2 separate regions of the Homo sapiens genome follow, and region 1 is linked to region 2. A link is a loop called in an ENCODE intact Hi-C map of the cell type or tissue named here. Cell type or tissue: natural killer cell. All regions are shown on one strand. Each heading gives the region's core, and the rest is flanking DNA. Links, peaks and the distances in the headings are about the cores only.

Region 1 (5,682 bases), core at 1,132-5,131, 220 kb before region 2:
GTTTTGATTTGCATTTCCCTGATCATTAGTAATGATGAGCATTTTTTCATGTTTGTTGGACATTTGTGTATCTTCTTTTGAGAATTGTCTATTCATGTCATTAGCCCACTTTTTGATGGGATTGTTTGGTTTTCTTCTTGCTGATTTGTTTGAGTTCCTTGTAGATTCTGGATATTAGTCTTTTGTCAGATGTCTAGGTTGTGAAGATTTATCCCACTCCATGGTTGCCTGTTTACTCTGCTGATTATTTCTTTTGCTGTGCAGAAGCTTTTTAGTTTAATTAAGTCCCATCTATTTATCTTTGTTTTTGTTGCATTTGCTTTTGAGTTTTTGGTCACGAAGTCCTTACCTACACCAATGAAAAGACAAGATTCTTTACCAAAAAATGGTATCAACCAAGACAACAAAAGGAACTACTAATAACAAAGAATACATGAAGAACACAACTGAAATATACATCCCCAGTGGACTTATATATTATAAAACTGGTGTTGGGAAGGAAGACAATACCTTCTAAAATTGCCACTTGGAAATCTAAATTGAGAATTTGTCACCAAAAGCATGTAGGGCAAGTCTTCCCCATTGAGTACATATTCCTTGATTTACACATGCACACACACACATACACATATGCTCACAAAGCATGAATGCACATATGCATGCACACAGTGTATGCCTGAAACTTGCAAGTACTTTAAATGTTTACAAGTGAAATAGTATGGAAACATTTCAGAGGTGCTTTGTCTTTGCCACTAGACCAATTATGCAATTATATTCTATTTAGTGAGCCTTCATTATAGTCTCACATTGTGCCAGTTACTTTTATGAGGATTTAATACACACCCAAACTGAGGCAAATTGCTTCATATGTATTATTTCATTTGCTCCTCACGCCTCCTCCTTTTTTTCATGAGGAAACTGTAGTTTCAACCAGTAAATAATCTACGGAAGTTTCCTCAGTGAATGAAGAGCAGAACTATGAACCCAAGGTTGTCTGTTGGACTCCAAAATCTAAGGACTCAAGCACTACCCTAACCTGGGTCCACACAAAAGACAACCATGATACTTAAAATCTTTTAGTCCTCGCAGTACCTTGAATATAGTAGGTGTGACGGATGAGTGGATGGAGGGATGGATGGATGGATAAATGGAAGGATGGATGGATGGACAAATGGACAGATTGGGGAGATGAAGAGTGTTTTTTCTCTCCATAATAATGGATGTATATAAACAAACATCCTTCTGGATATGGAGAGCCTCTATTACTATCTATAGTAGGTAGGTAGGTAGGTAAGTAGGTAGGTAGGTAGAAAATCAAAACACTTGATTTATCTGTTTCATGAATTTAATTTTCCCTTAGAGTTTCCTTTAACCTTTGCATCTCAATATACAGCACAGATGGAAGTATTTAGAAATGAGGTTTCCTAAATTGTGCCTTTATGCCCTGAGCTCATTTGAGGAACACATGAAAATAGCAAGTCTAGGGCCTAATCCCTACATGGATCTGGTGGTTTCACCAGCTCTTGCCATACCAAACCTTTCTGTGCAGCCAGCTGCCTCCCCTGAACAGGAGAGGCCTGGCCACAGCAACCTCCAGGAAAAAAAAGGTTGGGGGGATGTCTGCACACCCACATCTGCTATATAGCAACCCCCATGCCCCAAGCAGAGCCACAAAATCCTCTCCATATAAGGAGATCAGAATTTCTCAGGATGGCCAAACCTTGAGCATGAAATTAGGAAACCCAAGTAAGGAAGAAAAAACCTGCACATGAGCTGCATGAAGCACTGGCACCAGGGCTGACACCAGAGCCAGGGCAGTCCATGTCTGACCAGCCACAGGCCCTGCACAAGTGGGGCACTCCTACATAAACACTGATGGGACACTCTAGGAAGGTTTTTGCACACATTGTTTAATGAATCTTCATCTTGCTGACGTTCATATTGTGTTGATCCCATTCTGCAGATGAGGTAAGGTTTCCAAGAGGTCAGATGATTTACAGGACAGAGCCAAGAGTCAAGCCCGAGTCTGTCTGATTTCGAAGCTAGGATGCTTCCAAACACACTGAACTCCTAATGGTCCCTTCCTGTTCCTGACCCATCCATCTGTCACCCAGCTGCACAGTACAGCTCCCCAGGTGCACAGTAATGTGAGACTTAGTTAAATAACAGTAGTAAAGACCCATATAAAATGTTTACAGCTATATTAAGTTTTCCTCATTGCAGAGTGACTGGGTGCTTCCTGCATCTGATGAGCATTTGGCTTTAAGATGTAACCAAGACTGCTCAAAGTACACAAACACAGCCCACAGGAGAGTGGACACTGTGTCAAAGGTGGGGAAATGACCAGTGTGATCCATTTTGTGTGCAAGCTACGACGATGCTAGAGACTTTGGTCCAGTGGGTCTCCCTGAGATGAAAATAAGACCCTAGTGCAAAACAGTAAGCATGTTGATGCATGTTCCTGGGAACACAGCTTTCACCTATTTCCCAAAGAGGAGCTAGGACCCCCCAGAAGATGGGAAGCATCATCTCAGGGATTCCTTTTAATGACCAATTTTTTAGGTGTCATCCCAGGGCAGCTGTGGAAAAGGCTCAGTGTCAGCACCTGTTTGGCATTCAAAGCCAAACACAGGCTATATTCCAAACCTTCTGTGCTTTGTCTTCCAGGACAGGAAATGCAGATTAACATCCTAAACAGACCCCTCTCCAAGTTAAATTCAGGATTCTCCTGAATCCCTGTCCAATCTGCCTGCAGTACTTCACCATGAGCTACAGTGCTTGCAGAGCTGTACTGTGTTCATTACCAGGCACACACTTCACAGCTGATATCAAATTTCCACAGACAACAACTGTGAAAGCAGGCAGCTAACTGGCCCTTAGCTGTTAGCCAAAGAGCATAGATTCTCAAGAAAGAGAAGTCAAGGATGAAGCCACGGCAAGATTGACATTTGGAATCTAAATTTGACACTGCTGGAAAGGTCCAAAGCCCTCAAGCCCTTGTGCTCTGGAAGGCATTGTTTCACTAAAAAGGGGAAGGATGTCCCCAACAGGTCAAGCAAATGTTTTCGGGACACTGTGGGGTTCCCAGCCACAAACCGCGTGTCAAAACAGAGACCTCGAAGGTGTAGGCATCAGACAGAATTGACGTGAGGCCAAGGGAACAGGAAACAATAAGATAATAACCCTCACTGAAGCCTAGAAACCAAGACCAAACAAACGCACACCCAGGGTCCCTGGGATGTCACATCACAGGCCTCCTGCCAGGGAGTGCTGAGGGGGCACAGAGCTGCCCTCCCTTGCCATCTCTCTGAAGCCCCCACCTTGAATTCTATGCAAAAGCTGTGCTCCCCTACAGCTAGTCTGGAAGGGAAAGAACTTTCTTTAAACTACAGCTGAGGAAGTCAAGACTTCAAGAAGCAGTTTGAATAGCAGGGAGCTGGATAGAGAGCAGGCACAAGATCCAAAGTTTCCTCCACAAAGAATCAGTCAGGTCTGCAGTCTCACTTTTATATCTAATAGGAAATCTAAGGAGCAGAGGACATGGCCCCAGCAAAACATTATAATAAGAAAACCCATGATATACAATGTATGACTTCTTACCATAAACATGCATTACTTTTCTATTTCTTTAAAAGCCACTAAAAATATAAAAAATAAAAATTCAATGAAGTAGATATCATGGGTATTATTGTCACCACATTCTATGAGTAACTCCTGTACCCAAGATCACATAGTTAACTAGTGGAGAACTAGAACTCAGGCCTTCTAACGTTTAACTATTTCTTCAGTTCACCTCACCAGAGGCATCTAAAATAGCTGCCTGGTTCCAACTTTTTATAGGCGGTTTCGTAGCAGTAAAGGTGACTTTACAGGCCAAAGGAATGGTGACTCCCTTCAGATGTCAGCAAGGTGGGAGAAAGAGCCTGGATGACTGTCTTATTCAGCTGAGGCTTCCTGTATACTTTGCACACACAGATGACAGCCTCCCATGCCCTGGGCACTCCTCAAGGTTCTGGGAATGCAAAGGTGTTAAGAAATGGACCCCAGGCCAGGCGCAATGGCTCACGTCTATAATCCCAGCATTTTGGGAAGCCAAGGCGGGCGGATCACAAGGTCAGGACTTCGAGACCAGCCTGGCCAATGTGGTGAAACCCCATCGCTACTAAAAATACAAAAATTAGCCAGGAATGGTGGCACACACCTGTAGTCCCAGCTACTCGGGAGGCTGAGGCAGAAGAATCACTTGAACCCGGAAGGTGGAGGTTGCAGTGAGCTGAGATTAAGTCACTGCACTCCAGCCTGGGCAACAGGCGAGACTCCATCTCAAAAAAAAAAAAAAGAAAGAAAGAAAGAAATGGACCCCAGCTGCCTGAGTTCTCACAGAGCATGGTGGGGGGGCAGAGAAGTAAAGAGAATTCACAACACGGCATGAGAGTACTGAGATGGTAGTGGGTGCAGGATGCCACAGCAGCATTTACCGATGTTTATTGGGTCCCACATTAGGCCAGGCCCTGGGGATTCAGGGACAAATAGGAGGAGGTCCTTATCTTTGAGGATCCCTCTAGCCAGGGGAAGTAAATTAACTCAGCCTAATGGGATCAGCCAATAAGTGCTTTAGTGGACATTTGAATAGAACTCAGAGGATGGAGGAGAGGATTCTGAGCTGCAGGACACCTGGCACTCACTGTGCAACTAGCAAAGGCCCACATTCAGTGCTGCCCAAATGCACTGCCGTCTCTTCTGCCGCTGTGGTCCTCCACCCTTCCCTCTGATTGTTAGAATAACTGAGAAAGTTCAGGGGTTCGCTTCACTTCAAAGCGATTTTCCTCATTGTAGTTGTTCTTGCTGTTCTTGTGAAGCAATCCTTCAGCTCCCTGTTTGCCTTCTCCTTATCATTGTTTTCTCTGCCAGACCTGGTGGGGTCTTCAGAGAGAAATCCATTCGGGAATAACCCTCCTCCCAGAAAAGTCCATCAAAGGCAGCTCCTGTGGGTAAAAGGCTCCACAAGCGGAGGGCAGCTGTAGGAACCACACCAGATGCTCTCGTGGGTCAATAGGTCAAGCCCAACAAAAACTCGAGCTCATATTTCTGAACCTGAGGGCCTCAATAAACTTTAGAGGGCATTTTGAGTATTAAGGTGATACTTGTAAAAATAACTAGAAGTGTGGCATTTCTACTACGGTGTGAAAGCAAAGTAAAATTGGAAATGGCTGACGAATGGCTGTCATGGAGTCAAGCAAGAGAACTGAAAAACATGCTGGGAAAAGAAAACACTTGAAGAGTATTCTAAATTGATCCTCCAACACAAGGAGGCAGTTCAAGTGTAGAGGTTGGATATAAATCGAAAGGGAGCCTCAGTCCTCTGGAAGGAAGAAGGAAGCCTGAGAGTATTTGCAGGTCTCTCCATGGAGCAATAACACAGAAGCTAACAGTGAACGTTTTCTTTTTTTTTTTTGAGACAGAGTCTCGCTCTGTCACCCAGACTGGAGTGCAGTGGCACTATCTCGGCTCACTGCAACCTCTACCTCCTGGGTTCAAGTGATTCTCCTGCCTCAGCCTCCCGAGTACCTGGGACTACAGGTGTGTGCCACCACACCCAGCTAATTTTTGTATTTTAGTAGAGACGGGGATTCACCATGTTGGCCAGGCTGGTCTCAAACTCCTGACTTCAGGTGATCTGCC
Region 2 (5,682 bases), core at 573-4,572:
TCTCAAAAAAAAAAGATATAACCAAATTAAATAAAACAATGAATTAAATAATACACTTAATACCTAAGTAACACCCAAAGAGGGTATTTCCTCCTTTCTAGAAACTCTGCCCTTCATGGGCCAGCTGTCATTGAATCATTAAATTATATTGTATTCTAGTGGATGCAAATAAGAACGTGTTTTTAAGCTAAATATGGTTTGGTTTTTGGACCCGGTTGTTTTTTCCCTTCGATTCTAAAATAATTTCAGATTTTTATACATATTTAAGGACTGTTTATTTAAAACCCCAGATTGAAGCATTTTCTAAACATAATTCATGTTGTATTTCTCCACTGGAAAGGTTCACCTCCATTGAGCACAGGGACTTCTGAAACAGAACCTTAATAGCATACTTAGCCAAGGAATAGTCACCAGCTGACTAGCTATTGATTTAATGTTCCATCATTTCCATGGTTCAATCACACCTACCATGGTGAATCAGTTGGAACATCCTCAACGAACCAATAAATGAGCAATTTCCCCCACCAAAGGGATACGTTTCATGTGCAGCAGAGGCATACATAACTTATCTCAAACAATGTGAGGATCAAGTGCAGCATTGATTTACCCTGAATCATCCAGCCTTCTGTTTTCAGTAATGGTTTAGTCCTCTAATTGGCACAAACCCCACACACCAGCTTTTTGTTTAAATATTTGGGCATATGATGTATCTCTGCTTGAGGTCAGGGACCATTTCTTACATACTTTATCATTTTCAAGACATATATTAGGTGGTCAATATGTATTTGTCAAATGAGAATCATATGTTAAGGTAGAATAGGGCCAGAGTTTGCTATATGCCTGTGGTTCTCAACCCTCGGTATCCATTAGAATCACCTGGGGATCTTTCTGAACAATACCCAAGCCTCACCCTCAAAGCTGTGGGCTTAATTGGGTCTAAGGTAGGGTCTGAGCATTCCATCCAAACCTTACATTTTAAAAGCTTCACAGGTAATTCTAATGAATTGCTAGGCCTGAGAAGCACGGCTATATTGTGACACAATTAGGCAGGCAGGAAGTATGGTAAATGGTCCGGTAAGTACCACACAGTACCATACTTCTCAAAGTGTGGTCCCTGGACCAGCAGCAGCAGCAGCATCCTGCCACTTGTTAGAAGTGAAAATTATTGGGCCCCTTTCCAGACCTAGAGAATCAGAAACAGGCCAGGCATGGTGGCTCACGCCTGTAATCCCAGGGCTTTGGGAGGCCGAGGTGGGTGGATCACTTGAGGTCAGGGGTTCAAGACCAACCTGAACAACATGATGAAACCCCATATCTACTAAAATACAAAAATTAGCCTGGTGTGGTGGCGCAAGCCTGTAATCCCAGCTACTCGGGAGGCTGAGGCAGGAGAAGCACTTGAACCCAGGAGGCGGAGGTTGAAGTGAGCCGAAATCACACCACTGTGCTCCAGCCTGGGCAACAGAGCAAGACTCCATCTCAAAAAAAAAAGAGAGAGAGAGAGAGAATTAGGAACTGTGGGTGACATCCATAAATTTGTGTTTTTGTGCCCTCCAGATGACTTTGATGCCTCCTAAAGTTTGGGAACCACTGTAATAGAGAAATCTATGTTGAACTGAAAAATGGCAAGGCTGGCACTGTCTTAGAGAAACTGATTTCAAGTTATATTAAACTCAAAACATAAAGCAGGTTATGCTTCATAAAACAACACTTTGAATCATAGTTTTTTCTTTTAAAGAGACAGGATCTCACTCTGTCACTCACGCTGGAGCGCAGTGGTGCAATCATAGCTCACTGCAGCCCCAAATTCCTAGGCTCAAGCTATCCACCCACCTTGGTCTCCCGAGTAGCTGAGTAGCTGGGACTATAGGCACGTGCCACCATGCCCAGCTTATTTTTAAAAAAATTTTTTTAGACACAGGGTCTTGCTTTGTTTCCCAGGCTGGTCTCGAACTCCTGGCTTCAAGTGCTGGGATTATAGGCATGCTGGCCATTCACTGCCCCCACCCATAGTTTTCCTTGGTATTATCCTTTTAGCACCTGAAAACAAAAACAAATTTCAGTATGTATAAGACACTCCACTAATACCAAACCGTGAAGATGGCCATGTCGGCCTTCCCTATACAAAGATACTTGGCCTAGAGGGGGGAACCAACCACATGTCATCAGCTCCTGCCTTCATTGCTGTATGCTTCGTGGTGGCCCTTAATACTTGGGCAAGAGACCTGTTACTCAACCTCAATTTCCACTCATTGTAAAATCAAAGGCAGCAGGAACCTCAAACCACAGGCCCAACTTTCTAGCCAGGTTTGCAGAGCTTCTTCAGAAGCCAGGGTCAGAATTAGGTGTGCTTCTTCTCCAAGCTGTGGGCTTGTGAATGTAGAATGGGAACACCCTCATCCCGCCTTCCACAGTGGCTTCTTCCTCAAGTGCCCAATGCTGGATCTGACTCAGCTATGGAGGGTGAGGAGCAGAGGGACAGTGGCCGTTGGTGGTGGCAAGGGGGAAGTGACAAAGGGAAACGCAAGGGTTGGTGGCAACAGCAGAAGTGATGACTGGCAGCACATGATGTGGTGAAGGGGTGATGCCGTGACTGTCACACCCCACTGTGACAGGAGGCTTGTTTGCCACACCTTTATCCGGATCCATTCAAGGGACAGGCAGATTAGGGTTGCTGGTTTAAAAGTGATTAAAAGGCCGGGCGCAGTGGCTCACACCTGTAATCCCAGCACTTTGGGAGGCCGAGGCAGGCAGATTGCTTGAGCTCAGGAGTTCGAGACCAGCCTGCCTCTAAAAAAAATGTTTTTAATTAGTTGGGCATAATGGAGCATGTCTGTGGTCCCAGCTACTCAGGAGGCCAAGGCAGAGAGGATTGCTTGAACCCAGGATACAGAGATTGCAGTGAGCCAAGATCGTGCCACTGTACTCCAGCCTGGGTGATAGAGCAAGACCCTGTCTCAGAAAAAAAAAAAAAAAAAAAAAAAAAAAGTGATTAAAGGCCTAACAGAAAGTAAGGTTGGTGATGCAGTGCTGTGAACAAATCTCTCCAAGTTTGGCTGCTGTGCTACCTGTGTCAAAATCACCAGAGGTAATTGTTAAGGCTGCAGCCTCCTGAACCCCCACCCCAAAACTCCTGAATGAGCATTTCCTTTTTATTATTGTTTTATATTTTACTTTAAGTTCTGGGATACATGTACTGAACATGCAAGTTTGTTACATAGGTATACATGTCCATGGTGGTTTGCTGCACCTATCAACCCATCATCTAGGTTTTAAGCCCCACATGCATTAGGTATTTGTCCTAATCCTCTCCCTCCCCTTACCTCCCACCCCCGACAGGCCCTGGTGTGTGACGTTCCCCTCCCTGTGTCCATGTGTTCTCATTGTTCAACTCCCACTTTTGAGTGAGAACATGCAGTGTTTGGTTTTCTGTTCCTGTGTTAGTTTGCTGAGAATGATGGTTTCCAGCTTCATCCATGTCCCCGCAAAGGACAGGAACTCCTAAATGAGCATTTCTGAGGGGGGACAATCTGTAAATTTGCACACTAAACAAGCTCTTCATGGGATTCTGATACAGGTGGTTCTTAAGATCTCGCTTTCAGAAAACCACCCGAACATAATTTTGTTGCTTGGAAATTTGAAGTTGCTTGTCCTTCAACGTTGACTCTATGCAAAGAACTGCAGAAGACACATAGTCTTAAGATATAGTCCCTTAAAAAGAAATTAACCATAAGTATTATTAGGAGGAGGAGCAGTAGTCGTGATAAACAAACAAATAAACACTAAACTGCAACAAGGTAGAATGAGGGAGGAAAAATAGCAATGAAAGTTTATGGGCATTAAAATGAGAAAAGTTAAAACTCGGGGTTTAGGAAAGGGATTGGGAAGGAGGTGACAGTTCAGACTTCTTCAGTAACTTTTTTCCTTAAAACAATACGTGTGTAACAGTGGTTTATGTTCCTTGCAGACATCTGAGATCATTCTTGGACGAATGAAGAGAGGATTTCAACAGGTGGAGCAGGAAGGGGAAAGCACAGGATTCCAGGAGGAGGGAAAAACATAGGCATTGATGTGTGTTGACTAGTATTTCTGTCATCTCAGGAATTTGCCCTTAGTAAGAATCCTCAAGTGCCTTAAAGTTAGGACCTTAGGAAATTGTGTTCTCTTTCAGGCTAGCCAAGGCTAATTAACATTTTTGGGGTCCAGTGATTTCTTATAATGTTTCCTGGTTCCATAATGTATACAAAATTGAGGTATTAAATTATTAAATGATGATAAAACACTATGCTGCTTTAGGGGAAGGAGTACAGATGTCTGCAATTCACTTCGAAAGGCATCCAGGAAATAAGGTGATAGAAGGATGGATAGAGGGATAGTTAGAAAATAAACAAGTTTAATAAAATATTAACAGTAGAATCCAGGAAATGCATATACAGCTGTGTCTTGTAAAAATCCTTTCAACTTTGCTGTGTGTTTGAATTTTTTCACAATAAAATGGGGGTGGGGATGTTCTGCTTCTACAGGTCATGTGATTCTGAGCAAATCTCTGCTTAGCTCCCCTCGGCTTCACTTTGCCATTACTTTTAAGGACAAAAACTGCAATTACTTCTGCACCAACCTAATGGTTAATCTGCAAGGTCCTGTCCAGTTCCCAAATTCTCTCTTATTCCCTCTTCTCAGACAGGGAACACAGGGGTTACTACCACAGAGAAGCAGTCCTCTAACCTACCATGACTTAGCTCTGCTAATAAAGGTAGTTAATCTTCCTTATGGTGTGGCAGGGATGACCTAACTTGGACCCAGACAGTGTCAAACTGCTGTCTGTGGTTCTAGAGCAGGTGCCAGGCGAGTCAGACCTTGAAATTTGTTTTGAAACTGACCACCTGTTACTGTAATTGTGTGGCTGTTTTCCTGGCTTATGGGATTTTATTTCAGCTGTTGTTCTCAGGCGAGAGTTTATTTCCTCTAGGAATCACTCAGTTCACTTGCCCTAAACTTAGAATTTGAGTGTAGGGATCTTCCGGAGACTGAGTCAACTATGCAAATCTGAATCTTCTGTCAAAAATCCTGAAGTTACCTACAGACTTGAGTAACAACTTTTAAGGGAAAAAGTGAGAATCCTCTTTCAAGTCTTTTGTTACAGATAAAACATCTTCTGAATTTTGCAGGGAGAAGGAGCTAAAGGATTAAATTTATGGTTGCTCCTCATTTTTGTTCCTGGCTAACAGACAGCATTGTGCTGAGTCAGCACTTTCCTGGCACTCACCACCTTGCTGAAAATTCTCATGCCCAAAAAACTTTACTGCAAGCTACAACTTAACAAAGAATAAGTCAATTTTTCCCTGATAGTTAGAAGAGAATGCCACAATTTTGGAACTAGAGTGGACCTTAGTGATTAACTAGTTCAATCCTTCATATTAGAATTGAAGCAAGTAAAGTTCTGTGACATTATTATAAAGAGACTTGATCAAGATCATAAATCTTGTTCAGGGCTGAGATAGAAATCTCCTTATGTTGCAGAATGCACTCGTATAAAGGGAAAAATAATAAAAGCAGCTTAAAAAGCTGTGCTTATGAATATCAAGTTATTTTCTAAAAAAAAAAAAAAAAAAAAAAGCTATGGTGTTCTAGTTTCCTATTGCCGCCTAACAAACCACCACAAAACAGAGTGGCTTCAAACAA

The links. Hi-C counts contacts between places; a loop is a spot of excess contacts. Peaks named below come from ENCODE experiments on the same cell type or tissue, not always from the same donor. Only the 100,000 strongest peaks of a DNase experiment are listed, where the experiment ranks them.
Region 1: a loop joins it to region 2, with 3 times the contacts of the local background. A loop is called at or near these places in 6 of 110 quality-filtered maps.

What each region holds. Positions count from the first base shown.
Region 1 is chr2:136,223,642-136,229,323 of GRCh38, reverse strand. No RefSeq gene overlaps it. Among named protein-coding and RNA genes, the nearest start is that of CXCR4, 110 kb to the right of the region's middle. In natural killer cell, for the core only: no CTCF peak of the experiment used is centred there; a DNase peak (open chromatin) is centred at 3,143; H3K27ac peaks cover 851 bases.
Region 2 is chr2:136,005,225-136,010,906 of GRCh38, reverse strand. DARS1-AS1 (DARS1 antisense RNA 1) reads right to left here. Exons shown (of 4, transcript NR_110199.1): 4 at 3,365-3,711. Among named protein-coding and RNA genes, the nearest start is that of DARS1, 22 kb to the right of the region's middle. In natural killer cell, for the core only: no CTCF peak of the experiment used is centred there; a DNase peak (open chromatin) is centred at 2,566; H3K27ac peaks cover 1,656 bases.